Regions from separate parts of the Homo sapiens genome. Here all the other regions are linked to region 2. Evidence: chromatin loops called from intact Hi-C (ENCODE). Cell type or tissue: natural killer cell. All regions are shown on one strand.

Region 1 (8,000 bases), 160 kb after region 2:
GCAACATAGGGAGACCTCATCTTTACAAATAATTTAAAAATTAGCGAGGCATGGTAGCGTACACCTTTCCCAGCTACTTGGGAGGCTGAGACAGGAGGATAACCTGTGCCTAGGAGGTTGAGGCTGCTGTGAGCCATAATCGTGCCACTGCACTCCAGCCTGGGTGACAGAGCAAGACTTTGTCTTGGAAAAACAACAACAACAAAAAGCAATTTTCTGGGCTACTCCTAATCTCCTAGAAGATGCATCATTAACTCTACGAACAGGCAATACAGGCAAATTAAAAGTAGTCACTGTCATCAAATGCCCTGGTAGTGGCAGAAAATGGACAGTAGGCTAACCCAAGTTCCATTTCCAACTTCCTTCTGCCTGTCTCTACTACAGAGGCTATGAAAGTTAAACATTTGACTTCCCAGCCTCCCTTGAGAAGCTATGTTACACAGTTATCACCAATGAGATACAAACAGAAGTCTGCTAGCACTGTCTCTTTCCTTTCCTTCTCACTGTGTAGTACATATTTGTGATGTGTAGGAGGCAGCTTACAAGATGGCTCCCAGTGATGCCTCCCTCCTGAAGGGACTACATCCTGTATAGTCCCTTCCCATACTGTATCAGGGTTCTGTGACCACAGAATATGGCAGGAGTGATAGCTCACTTCCAAGATTAGGTTATAAAAGACATTGCAACTTCCATCTTGTTCTTATCTCCATCTGTCCTCTCCCTCCCCTGACACACACACTCTAGACCCTCCCCACTCTCCCAGATCATTTGCTCTGAGAGAAGTCCACTGCCATGCCTTGAACCCTGTAGAGAGATCCCTATGGTAAGGAACTGAATTCTCCTGCTGACAGTCATGTGAGTTAGTTTAGAAAGGAGATCTCCAGCTCAAACAAGCCTTCAGAGGACTGCAGCTCCAGCTGGTATCTTGACTGCAACCTCATAAGGGACCCTGAGCCAGAACCTCCCAGCTAAGCCATTCCTGAATTTTCAACCCTCAGAAACTATGTGAGATAATTAATATTTATTGTTTTAATCTGATATGTTTTAGGGTAATTTTGTTACACAACAATAGATGCCAGAAATATAGTGATTGATACGTGAAGGTACAACAGACTTTTTACAACCTTGATACAAATCACATTCTAAGGATGGCAGAGGGCTTTTATTAATGTAGTTGAACATCACACCGGCTCTGGACTGCCTAATTAAGACTTCTTGTGGAGGCAGACCCCTATCTGTTTATACTACATAGTAGGGTTTTTTTGTTATTTGCAGCCAAACACATTCCAGACTGACATACTCAACAATTCCCAAAATTCAATTACTGTTTCTAAAGAAAGGTTCCTCTTATTCAAGGATCTACCTCTGCTCAGAAGTTCATACTTCTCTTATCTTCTGGAACCCAGTTGTTCATTTAATGATCCAGAAAAAATATTCAGGCTGTCCTGCAGGAACTCCTAGTATTTAAAGGCAGTGGCAAGGATTATCCCCTTCATTCAGCAAGCAATTACAATACTTTCAGTAGAATGCCTACTTCTTAAAACATGTCTCCCTTTGACATACTAAAAACTTCATTCAGCTACACCCCAAAACACAAAGAATTCAGAAATGTATTCTAAGCTGCTGGATCATATAATCCATAGGAAAATGAGTTTCTCTTGATGATAACCTGCTTTATCATATGAATTCCAGGAACATGTTTCAGCCCAAGAGAAGGAACTGGCTGTCTCTAGATGAGGTTCAATCATGTAACACATAATGATGTTTCAGTCAATGATGTACTGCATATACAACAGGGTCCCCTAATATTGTACAGTAACTTTTTTTTTTTTACTATACCTTTCCTATGTTTAGATATATTAATTAATTAATTAATTAACTTTTTGAGGCAGGGCCTCGCTCTGTTGCCTAGGCTGGAGTGGAGTGGTACGATCACGGCTCACCGCAGCCTTGACCTCCTGAGTTCAAGTGATCCTCCCACCTCAGCCTCCCAAGTAGCTGGACCTACAGGCACACACCACCACACAGGACTAATTTTTGTATTTTTGTAGAGATGGGGTTTTACCATGTTGCCCAGGCTTAGATATATTTAGATATACAAATAATTACCATTGTGTTACAACTGCCAGTGTGTACTCAGTATAGTAACATGCTATACAGGTTTGTAGCCTAGGAACACTAGGTTATACCATATAGCCTACGTGTGCAGTAGGCTATACCATCTAGGTTTGTGTAAGTACACTCTGTGATGTTTGCCCAAGGACAAAATTGCCTGATGACATTTCTCAGAACATATGTCCATCATTAGGTGATGCGTGACTGTACAGATCCCACATTGTCCTCCTAACTGCTTATCTCTCTCTAGATGCCAAAAGATGCCAAACATTGTAACACGTAACAGAAGGAAAGTTTCATTTGGCACAGAAGTAAAAGTAATTCAGATCTAGTGACCTTCTTTTGTTTTTTCTTTCCAAGTGTACAATTGCTGAGAGATAGAAGCAATGCAGCCCCAGAAGAGGAAGAAAAATGACAGGAAATCCCGATCCACACTTGACCAAAATCATCAAACAATCTAGGCAACTGGTTTTCACTCGTATGATAGTTTTTTAAGTTGTCAGCAATTCTTGGCAAATACAAGAATAGAAAATAACTTCAGTAAAACTCTGAGCTAAAAGGCTTAATATTCTCATAGGTGTCTTGCCCTTATAAAGGGTGGGTGGGTAGGGGGGTACCTAAAGAAAGGAAATTTAGTCAGAGAATAAACCTTCTGCTGTAAGAGAAAACATAATCCAAAATATCAAGTATACTATATTTGAGGAAACACCAAATTTAAAACGAAGTTTTTCAAAATTTATGTAACTCCATATATATCACTTCATACACACACACACACACACACATAATTTACAGATAACTTCTTAACATTTAACCAACCTGAGGAAGCTATTTCTTAAAATTTAATTTTAAGAGAAATTCATTTTAACTTTGAGATGTAAAAAACAGTCTAAGATCTTTGAAGCTAGCCAGAGTACATTCCTGGATTCTAATAGTACTGCTTAATCATAGCCAAGCAGACACAAAATGGTGTTTCATAAAAGTGTGATAGTTGCTACTGCAACGATCAGTAGGTGTGCTTTTAATGTTTATTCAGTTGCATATTTTCAGAACTAACATGACATGGATTGCTAAAGCCTGGAACAGCTCCTTGATTTCGAAACATGGTCACTTCCATAATGGCTATATATAAAAAAGCAGAATAAGAGGGCAAAATTTTGTTTGTATTTTTATTTTTAAAATATGGAACGCTTTACAAATTTGCATGTCATTCTTGTGCAGGGGCATGCTAATTTTCTCTGTATCATTCCAACTTTGGCATATGTGCTGCTGAAGCAAGCACAAGGCGGGCAAAATTTGAAATGCTAGTTCCCATCCCACAGAGACCCACACAGTACTCCTTACATCATACTTAGAGAAGGTGTCATATTCATGCATATTTTTGCTTTTGATCTGTGAAATTAATTTAGGGATAAATTCAGTTCTACTTTTTATTTTTCCTTTGCTGCCCCTACCGGCCCTTCCAATAACTTACAATAACATATTGTTTTAAAAAGTTACTTATGATAATATTCCCGAGACTTTTCTGCAATTTGACGATTTCTTCCACTCACAGGAAGACAGGCCTAGACTATAACAATGAAAGTGAACTCCACCAGAGGCAAAACAATGTGACTAAACACAGGGACTTCCCCTTTGCTACACCATGGTATTCTTTGACCTACTTTAGTTTTCTACAAATCATCCCTTTAGTTCTCAGCCTGAAAGCACCAAAGCTAGGCCTCTGTTAATCACACATTAATAAACAATAACAAACAACAAAAAAGACAAACACATGTGTACACACACGTACACACACACACACACACATTTATATTAAGGAGTAAACAATCTAATCTGTGGAAAAAGCCACACCACTAAATAAAACATTAACAAAGGATAATTTGTTGAGTTTTTTTTCTAGAATAGATTCTAAAAAATTTAAAAGGAGAATTTTTAGATAAGTATTTTAAGAAATGTAATAGCTTTTAAAATTAGTGTCTTGTGTATGTATTCCTGATCCACAGATCCCATCTTTTGCTTAAAGCACCTGTTTATAAAACTTTACAATTTCTAATTGGGAGTGGCAAGAGAGATCTGACATGCTTGATTTGACCTGCCAAGCCTTTTTTCCTTTGGGAGAATATTCATCTGCCTTTTCTATTGATTAGTTCAGTACTGTGCAGTTTTATGAAGATTCTAGAAAAGTGTTAGGTGAAAATAAACAGCAATGACAGTGAACTAATCTATTTTAGAGGGAAAATTCCTCAAAGGCAAAGACAATTCCCTCCCTCATTTACCTTTTTAGGTCAGAAAAAGTAGGCCATCAATAACTATAATTAGTGCAGCATCTGTAGGATGCTCGATTCTACTTTAACTACATAGAATAATTTAATCTCACTGAAATTATAATTAAATGAGATCAGTACTTAATATGTCATGGAGCTATTAGTAAGCCTCAGAAAACTTGTTACTGGAATGTAGCAATTGTTCTCCACAAGACGAATGACCAAGGGAATCAGGAATAATGACATAATCTTCCTTCTCTCTGTGTTAAATTTATGCCAGGCAACTTTCAATGTCTCCAGGAAAAGTATCCACTGCTCTTTCTATTCTCCCCTCTGAATCCTTGCATCAGGACAGACCAATTTCAAATCAAATACATTTAAATGGTTAAATCAATACATGTATATGAACCCTGATTTAATTTATGATTAAATTGCTACTCAGAAAGGTAACAATTTCTTTAAAAATGCATTTTACTTTTTGAAATATCTCACACATATTATTCATAACTCAGTTGTATATCTGACTTTAAAATGTACATAATCTAAAATTAAAGCAACAATAAGTTACTCTTAATTTTATATTTCCCTTAGGAAAAAAGAACAATGTACTAATATACATATCTGTGAAACCACATCTGATTCCATGTATTAAACCTAAATAATAGACAGGCATGCGATCTAAGAAAAAAACAGCCTTGACCAAAAAATTTTTTTCAACAAATTTAATGTTTAGAAATTTTCTATTTGTGTATAACATGTAAAATAAAAATTTTAAATTTTGAACACTTTCAGTTATAATTTAAAAATGTACCATGTATTTTAAACAAAAATTAAAGGGGATGTATCAGAATTAATTCTACCTAAATATTTTGGGATATGCAATAAACTTGATCTTCATCTTCCTCTTTTAAATTAATTAACCTGCTGGGTGAGGTGGCTCATACCTGTTATCCCAGCACTCTGGGAGATGGAAGTGGGTGGACTGCTTGAGGTCAGGAGTTCGCGACCAGCCTGGGCAACATGGTGAAACCCTGTCTCTACTAAAAATACAAAAATTAGCCAGGCATGGTAGCACACACCTGTAGTCTTAGCTCCTCAGGAGGCTGAGGTGGGAAGATGGCTTGAGCCCAGGAGGCAGAGGTTGCAGTGAACTGAGAGCGCACCACTGCACTCCAGCCTGGGCAACAGAGCGAGATCCTGTCTCAAAAAAAAAATTAATTAATCTAACAAATATTTATTTAGTTTTTACTATGTGCCTAATGAGTGATGAAAAAATAAATGATGAGAAAACCCTGATATGGTCTCTACCCACATTAAACCTCACTTTAGTGGAGGACAGAAATTAATCCAAGAATTATCTAAACGTGATAAAAGATGGTGCTCTGAGGAATAATGAGAGAGAATGGATCAAGTTAGGGAAGCCCTAGAAGGCTTTCTTTTTAAGAGACAGGGTCTTACTCTGTCACCCAGATTGGAGTGCAGTGGTACAGTCACGGCTCACTGCAGCCTTGAACTCCTAGTCTCAAGCCATCCTCCTGCCTCAGCCTCCCAGGTAGCTGGGACTACAGGCATGAGCCACCATGCCCAGCCTGGAAGGCATTCTTGAGGAAGTCAGAATTGAGAGAAATCCGAAAAATGAACAAGGGGAGTTTATTAGGTGAATAAGAGAGCAGAGGCAAAGCTCTGTCCAGGTAGAGGAGAAAGCATGTCAAAGGCTTTTGAGCAAAAGTAAGCAGTAAGCAAAGAGGGCCTGTGAGTCTGAGGCGCACAGAGCGAGGAAGAGCACATTGCAAGATGAGGCTGCCAAGGTCAGCAGCCACACCATGGAGGGCCTTGCAGGGAGGCTGACTATTCAATTTGGCTTACTCCTGTTGACTTGGTGTAATCCCTTCTCTCACAGTGTCCCAGTTTGGATGATAAATTATGTGAGGCCATGTAAAAACATTTATCTTTAACGAAAACACTATGAGAAGTCATATATAAAAATTTTAAGATGGTGTGTGCGTGTGAAAGAGAGAGACACAGAAATAGCTGTATTAAAACATGAATTCATACACAGTAGTCCCCTGGTATCTGTGGGGTACACATTCCAAGACCCCCATAAATGTGTGAAACCACAGGTAGTACTGAACCCCCTATGTACTATGTTTTCTCTTATACATACATAGCTATGATAAAGTTTAATTTAGAAATTAGGCCCAGTAAGAAATTAAAAACACTAAGTAACAATAAAATAGAATAATTATAGTAATATACTATAATAAAGATTATGTGAATGTGGTCTCTCTCTCTCTCAAAATACCTCATTATACTGTACTGTTGGTAAGTGAAAGTGAGGAAAGTGAAACCATAGATAAGGTGGGACTGCTGTATGAAGGTAAATATACAACTGCATCTGCAAAGTTTGAAACACACTTCATAGTTGGTCTCAGGGAGAACGAGATGTCTGAAAGTATACCAAACGAATGGGTTATAGAGCCTTCCTGCAGAGAGAAACAGCCCTTGGTCACTGCCCTGTCTGAGTCCCAGGAGTCACCCTGTAGAGGTCGGGCAGGCTTCTGGCCTGAGAGGGGAGCATGAATATGTCTGTCAGCCAGGGTAGAGACACACCTCTATATTAGATAGAAGAGGAGAGGGAAACTGCCAACATAGGCTCAGGTATAACTGTTTGAAGAGAAATAAGTAGGAGGGTGGGGTGGTGGGAGGGAGCACACGAGAAAAGAGAGGAAGCCTGCCCTTGGGCAGGGGGTTGGGGGGAAGGCCAGTAGGCTGCATAGACCAATGACTTGCCCCAAATTTTCCATGAGCCATACCCAGTAGGCAACTCAATTACAGTGATGGGACCAGAGGGGATAGAGATGATGTGGAAATGTTCATGGAGACAGAGCAATCAAAATTTAGGGAACCACAGTTGGGGAACTGTCTGCTCATCCCAACTGAGAACTCACTATCTTGCCAGAAGATGAGTTTTGCCTAATCCTTGAATCCTGAGGTCTTCTCTGAGATTAATGCTGTGATTACTGCTGTTTCCCCTTTGCATTTTCCTATGTACCCTTGCTGATCCTTTTGCTTTTAAGCTTTTGATGATACTTTGATTCAGATACGTCTTGTGCTACCATCTTTTAATCTGATTGTCTTTCTACTCAATCTATAAATTCGTCACCAGGGGAGTTTTAACCATTTACATATAAAGCTATTCATTACATATTGTGAAGTTAACACATTTCAAAAGAAGAAAAATACCTTCTACAAGTTGTCTGGTACCCAAAAATGTCTGAAAATAGTTATCCTTTAAAAAAAAAAGAAAAAAGCCAAAAAAAAACTAAAAAAAAAATTAGATTTTCATTTATTTTACCCCAACTTGTAGCCTTTTACTTTACCCATATCAATGCTGCATTAAATAGAAAAAATAAAATTGAGCCATGTATACAATTTTGGATCTAAAGAACTGAAATTCATGACATGGAAATTAACAATGAACGGTAAAATCATCATGAAATAGTCTTAGAATCTTAGTAAACTAGTATTTAGCCTTGTCACTAAACTGGCTTGATTGATATCTGTCAACTTCTAGAATTTCCCCCACTGCCCCCTTTTTTTCCTACAGGCCATATGATC
Region 2 (8,000 bases):
AGATCACGCCATTGCACTCCAGCCTGGGCAACAAGAGTGAAACTCCATCTCAAAAAAAAAAAAAAAAAAGGTGGGGGGAACATGTTAATGAAGTAAAAAATGGTATTTGGAGAAGCTAATCTTCAGGGCGGTAGGAAAGGCCAAGGGCTAAGCTGCAACATGGCATAGTCACTGGGGGGCTCACTACACAGGAAGGAGAAGCCACGGGCACATACAGATGTTCACAGGGACTATCACATGTATAAGCCTTCTTTGTGAGTTTTTTGGAGCAACTATTATATTTGATGGACAAAAAGAAATTTTGATATAAAACTTGCACTCTTCTTTTCCTGGTGTTTTTTTACCTTGGAATTTTGTGCACATATTTAAAAGTAAGTACTTCTAAGTGTCAGCTCTGGCTAAAGAGAAGCTGTATCCTTCAGAGATGTTCTCTACATTAAATAAAACTTTTTAAAAACCTGAGCATGTAATCCTGCTGTTGGCCAGCCACTGCTCTTTTATTTGGAATACAAAATATTTATCATCTGGGGACTGTCCAAATTTATTTTCAGTTTTTTAATGTTTAAAATATTTCTAAAAATAAATATTGTCAGAGAATATTAATTTAATTTTAAAAATGGAATCAGGGCACATTTTTATGTAGTGGAAAGAGAAGCAAATTTGTAAATTATGAGACCTAAGTTCCAAATCTGTCTTTACTGTGTGACCTTGGGCACATCTGGCCAGCTGGGACAGTTTCTTTATCTGCAGGGATCGGGGAAGGGAGGAAGAGAGAAAAAGAGACAGAGGTCTTTCCCAGCTCCCAAAGGCTAAGCTTTTGTAATCCAAGCATCCCAGAGTTCTTTCTTATTGTAACAGTGACCCCTTGTGGTATATATCCTTAACCAATTTTGTTTTGATTTGCAAAGTAAACTGGATTTTTTGTTCTTTCTAGTAACTGTATTTCATGTTGTTAGGCAAATATGACTTGTTTTAAAAAGATAAATCTTACCGGGAAATCAAAGGTAAATTAAAGCAGCATATAGAGGCCAGGGGTGGTGGCCCATGCCTGTAATCCCAGCACTTTGGGAGGCTGAGGCGGGCAGATCGCCTGAGGTCAGGAGTTTGAGAACAGCCTGGCCAACATGGCGAAACCCCCGTCTCTACTAAAAATACAAAAATTATCCGGGCATGGTGGCATGTGCCTGTAATCCCAGCTACTGGGGAGGCTCAGGCAGGTTGCAGTGAGCTGAGATCGCACCACTGCACTCTAGCCTGAGCAACAGGGCAAGACTTCGTCTCAAAAACACAAAAACAAAAACAAAAAAAACCCACATATAGAGCACCAAACCCCATCTTTTAAACAATTCTCGATGGTTTCTTCAGAAACTGTATATCGGCTGGACACAGTGGCTCACTCCTATAATACTAGCATTTTGGGAGGCTGAGGCAGGAGGATCACTTGAGACCAGGAATCACCAGCCTGGACAACATAGTGAGACCCTGTCTCTACAAAATATTTTTTAAAAATAACCAGGCATAGTGGCATGTGCCTGTAGTTCTGGCTACTCGGGAGCCTGGGGTGGGAGGCTCACTTGTGCCAAGGAGTTTGAGGCTGCAGTGAGCTATGATCACAGCACCACTGTTCTCTAGCCTGGATGACAGAGTGAGACCTATCTCAAAATAATAAATAAGAAACTGTATATAGCAGACTCTTGTCATTTACAAAATTAGAAGTGTTTTCATGTTTGCGCTGAGTGTTTTATGTATTCCTCCTAGGGACCAGGGGAAGAGACATGCGAGGGCCTCATCATGCCCCAGTAGCTCAGACCTGAGCAGGCTGCAAACCAAAGCAGGTGAGGGGTCCCCACACTCCTTCATCTACAGCATCTCCACTTGAAGGAAAGATGTTTGCACTGAAGATATCTATGTTGGCCACTGGAAACTTAAGGAAGTTTGTCCAATTTGGTCACAAATCAACATTTATTTTTATACATTTTTATTATATTCATACAATGTTACCATCTTACCACTACCCAACTCTGATGCCTCAAACATCTATAGATGACAGTCTTTTTTTTTTTTTTTTTTTTTTTTGAGATGGAGTCTTGCTCTGTCGCCCAGGCTGGAGTGCAGTGGTGCAATCTCGGCTCACTGCAAGCTCCACCTCCCAGGTTCATGCCATTCTCCTGCCTCAGCCTCCTGAGTAGCTGGGACTACAGGCGCCCGCCACCACGCCTGGCTAATTTTTTGTATTTTTAGTAGAGACGAGCTTTCATTGTTTTAGCCAGGATGGTCTCAATCTCCTGACCTCGTGATCCGCCTGCCTCAGCCTTCCAAAGTGCTGGGATTACAGGGGTGAGCCACCACGCCCGGCCTAGATGACAGTCTTAATGGTTTTATAGAAATCATTTTGTAAAAGCATTTGGAAAGTTGCAAAACTTGACATTAACATAGTTCTTGGGTTCAAAGCTTGAGTTCAAGGCATTGCTTGGCTGGGCATGGTGGCTCACGCCTGTAATCCCAGCACTTTGGGAGACTGAGGCAGGCGGATCACTTGAGGTCAGGAGTTCAAGACCAGCCTGGCCAACATCATGAAACCCCATCTCTACCAAAAAAAAATAATAATAATACAAAAATTAGCTACGCATGGTGGGAGGGAGTGGGGCACCTGTAATCCCAACTACTTGGGAGGCTGAGGCAGCAGAATCACTTGAACCCAGGAGATGGAGTTTGCAGTGAGTCTAGACCACGCCGCTGCACTCCAGCCTGGGCGACAGAGCGAGACTCATCTCAAAAAAAAAAAAAAAAAAAGATAATTGCTCACTTAAATGAAACTATATTAACTTTATTAAGACCGTCCTTTGGGCCTTTAAAGTGTTTGAGAAAATATATAACAATATAAACCACAGTCTAGAAATGATACAAAATGTATTCATGCAATAGAATATAGTTGTCACAAAAGTGAACTCATGGGCTTTTGTAATATTGTAATATTGAGTAAATTCAGTACAAACATAATATGAGATGAAACAAGTTGCAAAAGCAAAGACATATATTGTTTATGGATACACAGCCATGTGGTAAGCATGCGAAGTCAAGTGTAGTCATAGTAACCAGTGGATTTAGGATGGTGGTAACCCCTAGAGGGAGAGGAGGAGGGGAATGGATGCAGGGAGCCACATATCTGTAATGTTTCATTTCTTTAAAATAAGGGAAAGGATAAAAATATGGCAAAATGTTAATATCTGACCAAACTAGTGTGGGGTACACTGATGTCTGTTATATTCTTCATATATTTTTGTACCCATGAGATTTTACAATACTAAATAGTAGATTTTAAAAATTCTTATCTTCAAAATTTAGTTTTTTATCAATAAAATGACTTCTGTGTCATTGGGAATTTCTTTACTCAGGAAAATCTTAGATATACTAATTTCTGAGCCAGCATAGTTGCTAAGGATTTTACATTTACGTGCTAAAAACATCAGCCAATCCAAACATTGTGTCAGGTTTTTGTGTCCAGAACTCAAAGCTGTGGTTAACAACTATAACCACTGAGACAGCAAAATCTTCAAAAACATGCTGAAATTTTTGCTTGACTTACCCAATTTCCTGTTGAATCATAATGTTTATATTTAGCAAACTGTGAACCTAGATGAAAGTGCTTTCTAAAATATTAGATTGTTGCCCAAGATTGAAACAACCTTATTATTATTTGTGTGTTTGTGTGTATCTTAAAAAGCAATTATATGATTCCATGCTTCATTTTCTAGAGTAACTCAGGGATTGTGTATAAAATGGAGGCAGGAGGAGGCCCAGCGTGAATGAAGAGGTGGAAAGGCTGTAGCCAGACACAACTGTGCCCTTTGAAATTCCTGGGAGAGGGTTGGAAGGAAACCCTCATACCAGTGACTGAGTAACTTTGGTTCTGAGAAGAAGCAAATCTCAGAAACATTCAGAAGGGCCCGTAAGGGTTAAATAAATTGTTCTGTGATTTCTGATTCACCCCTATAATTCAGCTCTTTCTGGGGTGAATAAGTTATCCATTTTATTTGTCCTGAAAAACAGGTTGATAGTCATGGTTTCTCATAGAAGTTCTCTATTAAGCAGCATATTGCATAGGAGGTAAAAAATGCAGACTTGAACTTATTGGACTCAAAGTCTGGTTTCTAGTAAATTTAAGTGTGTTATAAATATGTATCAATTAAATAACTCGCCTGACTTATTTTCTGGCTTTCACTTACCTTGATAATGTTGATTTTATTTTATTTTTTATATACTTTGGACTTTGAATAGGTTAGTTATCCACAAATATGAGCAAGTATGTTTTTTGTATTACTTGAATATTCATGTTTACTTTTAGAATCCATATCCATAAATTATCAAAGTTAAGGCAGATTCATAAAAACAATGACCCAAAAGATTGAGATGGTAGTCTACAAACTATCTGTAGTTCCAGAATCCCTGAGCCTGATGGGAAGTCAGTTAGAGTCTTGGTTTTGTGAATATTCATATATTTTGCTACAGGGTGCTGCCGCAGAAGACCCTACAGGGGTGGTACGTAATATGCAATGTGTATACCATATTGACTTTCTAAAATCCATATGTTCCTGCATCCCACACCACATCTGATTCCAAAGGTTTTGGATAAGGGATTGTGAATCTGTACTGATGTGGACTAATTTGTCCTAAAGACAATTCAATTTAGTATCTGATGGTGAAGTCTTGCATTGGGTTAGATAGATTATCTGAAACCTTGCTATTAAGGCTATTTACTGCACTGCAAATGTTTAATAATAGCTTTGTTGACAACCTCTATTTACTTTTGCTGCTTAGGTGATCTTGGATGCCCTGTGTGGCTCAGCTGCTCTTGGCAGTGGGAAGGGTTGATAAAAGGCAAGCCTGGACTTGCTGCAACTGGGAGTGGCCATTTCTAGCATGTAGTATAATGGGAAGGCCTGTGTGTTGGGTGGGATAGGTAGATTGCACAGCGTCCCTGCTTCTCCTGGGTGACATCAGCACCATTTGATGGTTTGAGGATTCATGTCAGAATTCAAATACATCTCTGAATTCAAATGAATTCTTAAATATATGCCATTATGTGTTATCTATGGATTTCTCTGCTATTTTCACAGATAATCATCAAGGGACTTTATTGGATTTCTTGATGCAGAGAATTTTATTTTAATCCATATTAATATTAAAAAATATTAATATGGATATTTACTAAGGTATTACACACATTCAATATGTGTTGTATATATTTTTCTCTTCAAGAATAATAAGAATGCATTAGAGGCATTGGAAAATACAGAAGAGCGCATAAAAGAAATTAATAATCCTAATCCCAATATTTAGAGATAACCATTGTTACCCCATTTTACAGAAGAGAGGTAAAGCAATTTGCCCATAGTCAACGAGCTAGTAGGTGGCAGAGCTAGGATTCAAACCCAGATGGTGACTCCAAACCTGTGCTATTGATAGGCCCCCTGCTCAACTTGTCCTTTGTGCAAAGTAACCTGAAAATACATGGGCCATATACCCGTTTGCTCCTCTGTCTGTCTCTGTCTCTCTGTCTTTCTCTGTCTCTTCTCTCTCTCTCTCTTCCAACCTCTCACCTTCCGATCCTTCCTGATTTCTAACTCTTTGTGTGACATTTTTAGGGTCCAGGCATCTTCTGTGTGGACACTTAATTGGTACCAGGTCCACCCTGCCCCGAGAGGGCATGGACTCCCTGACTTGATGTAGACCAAGTGCCGGATAAAGGACTTAAGGGGTGGTCTTCAGAGAAGAGAGACTGAGGAATACATCTCAGGACTATTCAGTAATGCCTCAGCACAGCAAAGCCACCTCTAGCTACAGTCAGTGTTTTAGATCTTGAGATACTGCCTGTGTGAAATATAATCATAATTTGCAGTTTCTAATATGAGTTACATTTCCCCCCAGTGTTACCCTTTAGTCGGCTAGTTTGCTGCAAGTCAGCATAGCTTTGAGGTCAAATGCAGAGGCTGGGGAGTTATATGACCCCAGGCAGATAACTTAATACACCTGGGCTCCACTTTCTTCACTTGCAAAATGGAGACAGTTTGGGAACCTCCTCATAGTGTTACTGCAAAAATGAAATGGAGGCCTCCTGCATCTAGAGTACACAGTCAATGGTTGCTATTCCCTACAACCCATATTCACAGGCAGCATCTACTCTTGATGGCTTGGTAGTATCACACAGGCATGAGATACTGCAGGGGTGATAACATGTTTGTATACTTGTTTAATCAGGGAAATGAAATTAATTATATACTGTATATTGCTAAAGGCTTGGCACTGAGCTCAGAGCTTTACCTATACCATGTCTTTTAATTCTTATACCCTTGAAGGCAAATATTCTGTTTTGCTGATGAGGAAACAGAGACTCAGGAAGGATAAGAAACTGGACCCCATCACTCACCATGTCCATAGTGGAGTTGGGATTTGAATTGAGATTTGTCAGCCCCGAAGGCCCAGGCTTTTCTGCTACACCACACAAAATCACTTGGCATTAATGCTACTGGCCCCATGTTAGTGTAGACATTTTATTTCTATAGAAAATGTCCATTTTAGGTCTCCCTTTTAGAAAATTTTTCATTACACATTTTTAAAATCCTTATTCTTTATATATCTATAGTTACCTATTCTACATTACAGAGGGATAAGTTTAAGTAAAAATGTACTCAAAACTGTTTGCCTTACTGACAGTCATCAGTATTTACAAAGCTTACTACTTTATGAAGTGACCAGATCACATTTTAAAGTTCTGATTTTTTACATTATCCAGTCTGAGTTTAATTTGGGGTAATTTGATTAGAAGACCTGTAGTTCTAATGAGAAATAGTCAGGCTTGGAGAGCAAAGGGTAATTTAATTCTCTAGTTTATTAATTGTAGTGATGAATAGTAAAGGCTTTTGACCATGCTTCATGACAACTCCTTTTTCATAGCTTTTTCTCCTGCTCTGGATTTCTTTTGCAGTCCCAAAAGCTGACCTGCAAGAAGAGGACGCAGAAATAGAAGTAGACGAAGTCTTTTGGAATACAAGGATTGTACCGATTTTGCGTGAATTAGAAAAGGGTAAAACACAAACAAACAAACAAAAAACCGTTTTTGTTTTTTTTTTAAAAAATACCTGTAGTTATTTATGTGTTCCCCATTGCCCTGATATTTTTAGTAAGTTTTCACTATCATTTCTGTGAACATGTTCAAAAACAAATGAAGTCATCTATTTATTTACCCTGTGTGTGTTAAATATTACATGCACACATAATTTTTAGTAAGATTATGCTTTAAATGCACCAAGAGAGCCAATTTCTAAAACTTCCCTTTGTAATATAAATTAATTAGCATTTCCTCTGTCCAAGGAAATGCTGGTTTAACCTCTCTCAGGTGGCTCTTCATACTCAAGAAAGTAAAAGATTAAAACAGATTTCAGGCTTGGAAGCTGAGTCTCATAAACTGGCGTCCTTGACAGGTGTGCCCGTGGTTTCCTTGGTCCAACTGGTATCTGTCCTACTCTCTTGAAGGGAGCACATCCGTCAGGAATGCCACCCACAGCATGGGAAATGGCCTGGGATGTGTCCCACCCTTGCGCTCTGAACTGCCCCAGAAGTGAAGGCCCACCATCGATGGGTCCCTGCAAGGGTAGGGAAAGCGTGTCATGGGATGGCCCTCCACTTTCTCCCTCTTTGCAGCTAGCTCCTCAAGGATTCTCTTTCTGAAGTTAACCAGGCTCCTCTGGAGCAGTGGTCATAGCCCTAGGGAGAGCCCAGGGCCTGGCACACAGTGCACAGTAAGCCTTTGCTAGGAGTTGTTGATGAGCAAACCAGCTTGGTAGCCACAGGAAGATGCTCTAAGAGAAGCAGGGTAAATGAACCCTCCCCAGCAACCAAACAGAGATGTGCTGCAAAAGACCTGATTACTGAAAGGTTCAAATGACCTCACCCCTCCTCTGCTCCCCATTGGTGCTTGGCTGTGTTCATGGTTAATGTGG
Region 3 (8,000 bases), 70 kb after region 2:
CATGTTTATACCCTTTGTATGTCTCAAATATTTTTGTATGTCTCAAATATTAGTATACTTTGACTCTTTGTATGTCTCAAATATTTCATGTAACAATAATTTTAAAAACATAACTCTCCATGTTCGTAATGGAAAATTTCAATAATACAGATACAAAAAGCAGCAGCAGCAAACCATGCCCCATCCTCTCACTACCTGCAGATAACTGCACATTTTGCTGGGCACTATTTAGCCTCTTAAGAGCACATATGTACGTGATGTTGCCTCTGTCAAGCTTACTGCCCAACCCAGTTAACAGGGCCGGGGCTAGAACAGGGCAGCCCCTCTCAGGTGCACGTACTGTGGGAGGAGGCAGAATGCACACTTTACTCACTCTTCCCCAACCCTTTGCTCAGCGTCTGCTGAGGGATGAGAAAACAGGACAAACAGTTCCCAGTTCCATTTCCTAGGAGTAAGGGAAAATGATTCTCCTGAGGCAGGAGCCTGTCCTGCCTTGAGATGTCCCTACACTGGAAGGCCTGCCTTGCCCCAGGTTGGTTTTTAGCAGTCTGAGTCTTACACATGGCCCTGGGAGACTTCAGGAATGATCCCACCAGGAGCCAACTCCCCTCTCCAGGACTGTGTATTTAAAGACAGACAGTTGCTGCTGGAGGTTTAGGAACACCCTTGAGAATAACTGGAAGTTAGATGAGTGTCACCTGTGCTCCCTCCTTTCCACCAGCTGGGACTCTTTCACTGCCGTGGAGAAGCAGCTGCTGCCTGGGTCAGGTTTTGCAGTATCTGTCGATTGGGGGAGCCAACTCTGGGAGTGGTGGGTATTGGGGAACCCACTGCTGTGTGATGGATAAAGCCTTAGGAAGAATGAGTTAAGTCCCTTAACAGGGGTTCTGGGTTTGCAAGCCACTCCCCGTTTCCCCATACCATCTGTAAAACAAGAGACAGCTGGGAATCCTGAACTTTTACTGGTCTGCATTTGCTCTCTTCCCTCGTAGTCCACAGGTTCATGATGGCGCTGCTGGATGCTCAGCATCAGGATATCTGCTTTTCTGCCTGTGGTGTTCTCCTCAATCTCACTGTGGATAAAGACAAGCGTGTCATCTTGAAAGAAGGAGGTGGCATTAAAAAGTAAGTTTCAGGGCGTAGAGTACTGACTCTCTCAGGATTTGAAGGACATCATTTTCTTGGGAGCTTTGGCCCTTTCATCATTCCTGTGGGGCAAAGGTATTTCAACATTGGGAAGCCCCTAAGCTGAGGCTAAAGAGGGGGTTTAGATTCCACTGGATACTTAAAATAGTGCAGAAGTAGGCCAGGTGTGGTGGCTCGCACCTGTAATCCCAGCATTTTGGGAGGCCGAGGTGGGCAGATCACTTGAGGCCAGGAGTTCGAGAGCAGCCTGGCCAACATGGTGAAACCCTGTCTCTACTAAAAAGACAAAAATTAGCCAGGCGTTGTGGCACACGCCTGTAATCCCAGCTATTCAGGAGGCTGAGGCAGGAGAATCGCTTGAATCCGGGATACAGAGGTTGCAGTGAGTGGAGGTTGCGGTGAGCCGAGATCGCGCGACTGCACTTCAGCCTGGGCAACAGAGTGAGACTCTGTCTCAAAAAAAAAAAGGTGTAGAAGTAGATTATTGCTACTTTATAACCACTTAAATTTATAGATAAGGAATTATTTTAAGTGATCACTGGATTATACTTACATATCACAGAAGGATAATCATTATGCTAACAATATTAAAATTAAAGACAGATTCTGACCTAATAACTTCTCAATTTGAATTTTATTAACTCAGGTTAGTGGACTGTTTAAGAGATTTGGGTCCTACTGATTGGCAGCTGGCCTGCTTGGTTTGTAAAACTTTATGGAACTTCAGTGAAAACATCACTAATGCTTCGTCATGTTTTGGAAATGAAGACACCAACACACTCTTACTCTTGCTCTCATCATTTTTAGGTAAGACTCTTGACTATGATGAGTCTGTGAGTTTTATCAGAGTGTGAGATAGTTTTTTTCTGTGACCTGTTCGGATAAATATTAGTATGCATTTAGGTGACTATATTTCTATAAGCAACAAGAGTATGTTAAAGATTACTATAATTTGGAACTGAAAAGGCTGAATGCTATTTACAGTGGGGACAGAAGGACTTTCAACTCATTAGATACATTCATGATTTCTTCTATGGCTTTTTTTTTTTTTTTTTGCATTTTCTCTAGAGTGCATAAATATAAGACCTCAGCGTAAATGTACTTCTGTTGTTCAAAAGCAAATAGACACTATTGTAATTGAGAAAATACGGCTAAAATCTACTCAAGTCATGCTTTTAAATGAAGCTATACATTTTAATTAGCTACGTTAATTATCATGTGGGTGAGGGCCTGTGAGACTATTTGGCATTACAATGGAGTTTATATCCTTGAAAGGTAGGAAATCACTGATACAAATCAAAGGAAAGAAGATTGTTTCTTTCTTTTCTTGGGACAGGGTCTTGCTCTGTCATCCAGGATGGAATACAGTGGTGCGATCACTGCTCACTGCAGCTCTAAACTCCTGGGCTCAAGTGATCCTCCTGCCTCTGTCTCTCAAGTAGCTGGGACTACAGACACGCACCACCATGCCCAGATAATTAAAAAAAAATTTTTTTTTTTGTAGCGATGAGGTCTTGCTATGTTACCCAGGCTGGTGTCAACCTCCTGGGCTCAAGCGATCCTCCCACCTCAGCCTCCCAAAGTGCTGGGATTACTGGTGTGAACCACCTTGCCTGGCCAGGATCATTTTTTACATTTAAAAAATTTTTATAATTTTAGGATAATTTTTTTCTTCCTGGGTTAATTCTAAAAACAATGATTTGGGTCAGTAAGTGAGTGTTTTTAATAATCCTTTTTCCCAAATAGAGGAGATGTACCCATCACTGCCCAGCCACCATACTAGATCCAGGAGGCCATGTGGAAAGGCTCAAGGTCACTTGGAAGCCATAGGTGCTGAGTTTTTAAATTTTGAGCTCAACTTCTCTGCAACCTGAGAAAGCTTAACAGACACCTTTCCTTTACACTCCTTCACTAACCAGAGCAGAGGCTCCCAATCCTGGCTGCAGAGCAGACTCACCCGTGGAACTTTTAAAAACACAGATTATCAGCCGTTCCGAAATGATATTTTATCATCTCCAAGATGAGGATAATTAATGTCCAGATTGCAGGGTGATAAATGAGCAGATGTGTACAAAGAGCCTAACACAGTGCCTGCTGCATAGCAAGTCCTCAGAAGGTGGCTGACGTGCTCTGGAAACTCTTTAAGTGTTGTAACACCGTGCTACTAAACAGAAACTGGAACTCAGGAGTTGTTTGAAATAATTGGGTTTGCTAGGTTGATGTGAAATTTGGTTTTTCCAGGTAAATATAATTTTGTACATGTGTTTTAAAACACAATAAGGAAAAAAAAGTGAGCATTTTTTTTTAATCATTGAGGTTCACAGTCGGCTCCATGAGCATTAAACTGACTCAGGTTGCAGGGAGCAGAAGTGCATGTTCAGGTTGCCTTAATTCAGTTCTCGATGGTGGTAGAGCATTGAAATCAGCTGTGGAGTTAAAACCCAAAAAAACTAAAAACACCTTCCTGGCCCCAGCCCTAGGAATTCTGATTCAGAAGCTCTGGGATGAGGCTGAGAATCTGTGTTCAAAGTTCCACAGGTGAGTCTATTAGCTAAGATTGAGAGCCCCTGCTCTCGTTAGCAAAGGAGCTTAAGGGAAGAGTGTACAGAGAAGAAAGAAGCCAGGAAACAAGATACTGCTCAAAGCCTCCCAGAGAGGCAGGCAGGAGCCAGAGTCCCAAGTGACCCCTCAGCCGTGGGCGTCATGAGCTCCGCCCCCTGGGCTCTGCCATTCTGGAGACCCAGCTGTGTTGTGTCTGCTGTTAGGGAAAGAATTCTCTCCCCACTTACTCTCTCTAGGCTCCTTCTAGATCATGGCTTCAGCTACCTCCAGGCTTCCACTTGCTGCCCTCCCTGTGTCTGTCTGTTGCCAGGGCACTTTCCTATGTCACCCACTCCAGGAGAAGATATGATTGGCTCAGTGAGTCACTGTCCTATGGCCCAGGGCTTTCCCGCATAGGCAGCAGCTACCGGGTGACAGGCTATCTGTGGTTTCCTTTGTTACCCAAGCCTGGGGCAATCAGCCATAAATAACAAGGATGGTGGGGCTGCGGGGCCGGGGCCGTGTGGCATAAAGATGGATCAGAAGGAGGTGTGGGCATGGCTGGCTTCTCAGCAGGGGCAGTGTACCTGGAAGGCACTTCATTTTAGTGGGCCCTGCTGCCTGTTACAGTCACCCCTTGGTATCTGGGGGGATTGGTTTCAGGGCCTGCCTCAGATACCAACACAGATGCCCAAGTGCCTGATATAAAATGACATAGAATTGGCATTTCACCTACACACATCTTCCTGCACACGTTAAACCATCTCTAGACTACTTATAATACCTACAGTGTGAACGCTATGTAAATGGTTGTCGTGCTGTGATTTTTATTTGTATTCTTTTTATTGTTGTTGTTTCAAATATTCTGTCTGTGGTTGGTTGAACCTGTGGATACGTGGCCCGTGGATGCGAAGGGCTGACTGCGCTCCATTCCCAACTTTTCCATAGCCTAACTGGGCTTCTGATTGTGCTTCTCCCGCCTCTGTGCCTTTGCACATGTTCTGTTTCATTTCCTGCCTGCCCATCCCAATCTGCCTAGCCAGGTGCAGGCCCTTCCCACGTAGCTTCTCAAGCCCACAGTCGTAGGCTAGTCATAGGAAATCTATACTTCTTATATAGCAATCAGTCATGAATTGTGTAACTTGTCCTGTAATTATCCTGTATTATTATTTTGTGAGTTTTATCTTATTTCCCCTTTGCAACTGAACCACCTTAGGAAAAGGATATTGCCTCATACAAAGAAGGTACTTGATAGCTGCATGTGGATTGGCTAACAATGGTGGTACCTTTGTTTCAATAGTGCTATATCCTTTTAAAAGCATGTTTATTCTATTTTTGAAAGATCTGAGGCCATCAGCTAGGTGACAGATACGGAAAGTAGGTTTTAGGACAGTTAAGTGGCTTGCCTGAAGTCATACTGTAGCAAAGGCAGGAATTCCCATCCGAAAACAAACAACTAGCCTTGTGTTTTCCAGCCGCTCCGTTACCTAGAACACCCTTACTCCACTGCACCTTGTGCAGGGGGACTGTGGCATGGATAACAGCAAATAAACACAGCTCACTCAGGAAGCCAAGCCACTGCAATGCATCCCAGGTTTCTCACGTGAGCTCCTCTTCACGAACCATGGGGACTGTGCCTTGTGGGCTGGGTGGTGGGCTGTGCTGCCTCCTGGCTTTTCTCTTGGCAATGAGCACTCAGACCCTGACTTCTGACCGGGTCGTGGCTGGGTCTGGGCAGTGGGACTGCTGCGAGTGAAATGGGCATGTGGGTGAGAGTATACTTGCATTTCAATTCTTTTACAAAGATAGCTAAAACAAACAAACAAACAAAAACAGGCCATTTTGGAAACAGGATGAGCTGTTGAATTACCAAGGCCTGTGTTGAAGTATGAACACTGTTTTTGCAAATACTGGTATGGCAATTTCTATAGTAATGTAAGTTACCTAACTTTTTCTTGCTGAGTGACTAGAAAAAAAGGAGAAGTAATATACCCTCAACATCGTTGGAATGTTGACAGTCTTTCTGGAAAGTGGCTTTAAAAGAACGTGGTCTGAAACTTCCCATTATACTGCAGTCATGTCTTATGAGCTCATAAGCAGCGTGTTGATGCTGAAGTTCTTAGTGGTGTGCTGAGCACTCCAGACTACCATGAGCCCCTCTGTGGGGAGCTGGCACCTGATGACCATGTGTGTAGTTTATTGTTGCAAATGGGAAGTACACTAGGCTGTTGTATGTTCATCCTAAGTTTTGTGGCAGTGGGCACTTAGGTTTTGTGACAAGGGTAGAGCGGGGCCCCACGTTCAAGTTGGAGGATCACATCAACCTATGTTGAAGAGCTTTCAGGTGCTTCTAGAACATTCGACAACTTTGCCTTATAAGAGAATGGTCAGGGCGATGATAAATCCCTTAAACAGCCATCTGCTGCTGAACAGCTAGCTAGGAAATAGTGTAGTGAGTAAAGGAAGCTTTTATAGATGCTGCAGGACACAAACTTCTAATGATGATTGTGTTGTAATGACCATTGATACATATTTATATTTTAGGGTCTTTTAATTCTTTCTAATACTTTGCCCCAAATTTTAGTATTTGGAAGCATGCTGTGCCTAAAGAAAGCTTAAGAATGATTGGTTACCTAAATAAGCACTTTTCACACTGCAGGTCAGGAAAACAATTTAGTTGGTTGTGACCAGCATCTTTAAAAAATGAAGTAGCAAAGAAAGAAAATATCAGAATGTATTATATTTAGTAAAGACAAGTATTATAATGTGAAACATTTGTTTATTCATATATAAGTAGGTATATGTATACAGAGTCATGATGCAAAATACTGTGAAGCACAGTTTCTAACTTATGATGATTCAAATCTTAAAAAGAATTAATCAAAGGCTGAGTGCAATGGCTCATGCCTGTAATCCCAGCACTTTGGGAGGACGAGGTGGGAGAATCACTTGAGGCTAGGAGTTTGAGACCAGCTTGGGCAACGTAGTGAGACCCATCTCTACTAAAAGTGAAAAAATTAGCTGGGTGTGTGTGTTTTGTAGTCTTAGCCACTCAGGAAACTGAGGTGGGAGAATCACTTGAGCCCAGGAATTCAAGGCTACAGTGAGCTATGATTGCACCACTGCATTCCAGCCTGGGTGACAGAATGAGACTCTGTCTCTTAAAAAAAAAAATTGAATCATAGATCTAAATTTTTACTCAATCAGCCTCTGCTACTCTTTGCAGTACAAGTTCCAAAATTTAATACCCCATGTGATATGGCACTTTTAATGTATGTTGCTGTGTTTACTTTGAAACTTTAGACCTCATTTCTCTTACCTGTAGCTGTTTGGCTATTCTTGTTATCTTGTCTAACCCAATTTAGAATTAATATGGTTTGAGGGTGGATTAACTATAGGCTGGGCCTCAAGACAAGTAACATGGTCTTGACATTAGATTTTAAAAAGCCACTCACCCAACAGAGATTTTGCTAAAACCACTAAATCTAACCAAAGCCCTAGGAGAAAGAAGGGACTATGACATGCCCAGGCCACACTGCTCAGCCGCCAGCAGCTTGGGAAAGAAGGGCTTCTGCAACAGAATGCATTTTCTTTCTTTCTTTTCTTTTTCTTCTCTTTTCTTTTTTTTTTTTTTTTTTTTTGAGACAGAGTCTCTCACTGTCGCCCAGGCTGGAGTGCAATGGCACGATCATGGCTCACTGCACTCTCTGCCTCCTGGGTTCAAGTGATTCTCCTGCCTCAGCCTCCCAAGTAGCTGGGACTACAGGAGCCCGCCACATGCCTGGCTAATTTTTTGTATTTTTAGTAGAGATGGGGTTTCATCATGTTGGCCAGGTTGATCTTGAACTCCTGACCTCAGGTGATCCACCTGCCTCAGCCTCCCAAAGTGATGGGATTATAGGCGTGAGCCACCGTACCCAGAATTTATTTTCTATACAACAGAATTCATTTTCTATACAACAGAATTTTATTTTTATACAGCAGAATTCACTTTTCAACAAAATTTAATGTTCAGAAAATCTGGAAAACAGTGAGCAGGAAGATGGCCTAGAAATGTGAAATCACTGGCTGGGCGCTGTGGCTCACACCTGTAATCCCAGCACTTTGGGAGGCCAAGGTGGGTGGATCACCTGAGGTCAGGAGTTCGAGACCAGCCTGGGCAACATGGCAAAACCCCATCTCTACTAAAAACACAAAAAATTAGCCTGGTCTGGTGGCACATGCCTGTAGTCCCAGCTACTTGGGAGGCTGAGGCACAAGGATCACTTGAATCTGGGACATGAAGGTTGCAGTGAGCCGAGATCACACCATTG

The links. Peaks named below come from ENCODE experiments on the same cell type or tissue, not always from the same donor. Only the 100,000 strongest peaks of a DNase experiment are listed, where the experiment ranks them.
Region 1: it touches region 2 in a loop (9-fold over the local background); 10 of 110 quality-filtered maps call a loop at or near these places.
Region 3: a loop joins it to region 2, with 4 times the contacts of the local background. A loop is called at or near these places in 3 of 110 quality-filtered maps.

Annotation. Positions count from the first base shown.
Region 1 is chr6:109,056,218-109,064,217 of GRCh38, forward strand. All of the region lies in intron 1 of SESN1 (sestrin 1), which reads right to left. It also overlaps the pseudogene RNU6-653P. Among named protein-coding and RNA genes, the nearest start is that of SESN1, 35 kb to the right of the region's middle. In natural killer cell, no CTCF peak of the experiment used is centred here; a DNase peak (open chromatin) is centred at 3,734; H3K27ac peaks cover 1,815 bases.
Region 2 is chr6:108,892,709-108,900,708 of GRCh38, forward strand. It overlaps ARMC2 (armadillo repeat containing 2), which reads left to right. Exons shown (of 18, transcript NM_032131.6): 6 at 1,759-1,835; 7 at 6,986-7,084. Among named protein-coding and RNA genes, the nearest start is that of ARMC2-AS1, 27 kb to the right of the region's middle. RefSeq lists an enhancer at 4,278-5,477. In natural killer cell, a CTCF peak has its summit at 837 (motif pointing left); DNase peaks (open chromatin) are centred at 853, 3,103 and 3,523; H3K27ac peaks cover 1,359 bases.
Region 3 is chr6:108,963,188-108,971,187 of GRCh38, forward strand. It overlaps ARMC2 (armadillo repeat containing 2), which reads left to right. Exons shown (of 18, transcript NM_032131.6): 16 at 993-1,125; 17 at 1,793-1,953. Among named protein-coding and RNA genes, the nearest start is that of ARMC2-AS1, 43 kb to the left of the region's middle. In natural killer cell, no CTCF peak of the experiment used is centred here; a DNase peak (open chromatin) is centred at 4,084; H3K27ac peaks cover 505 bases.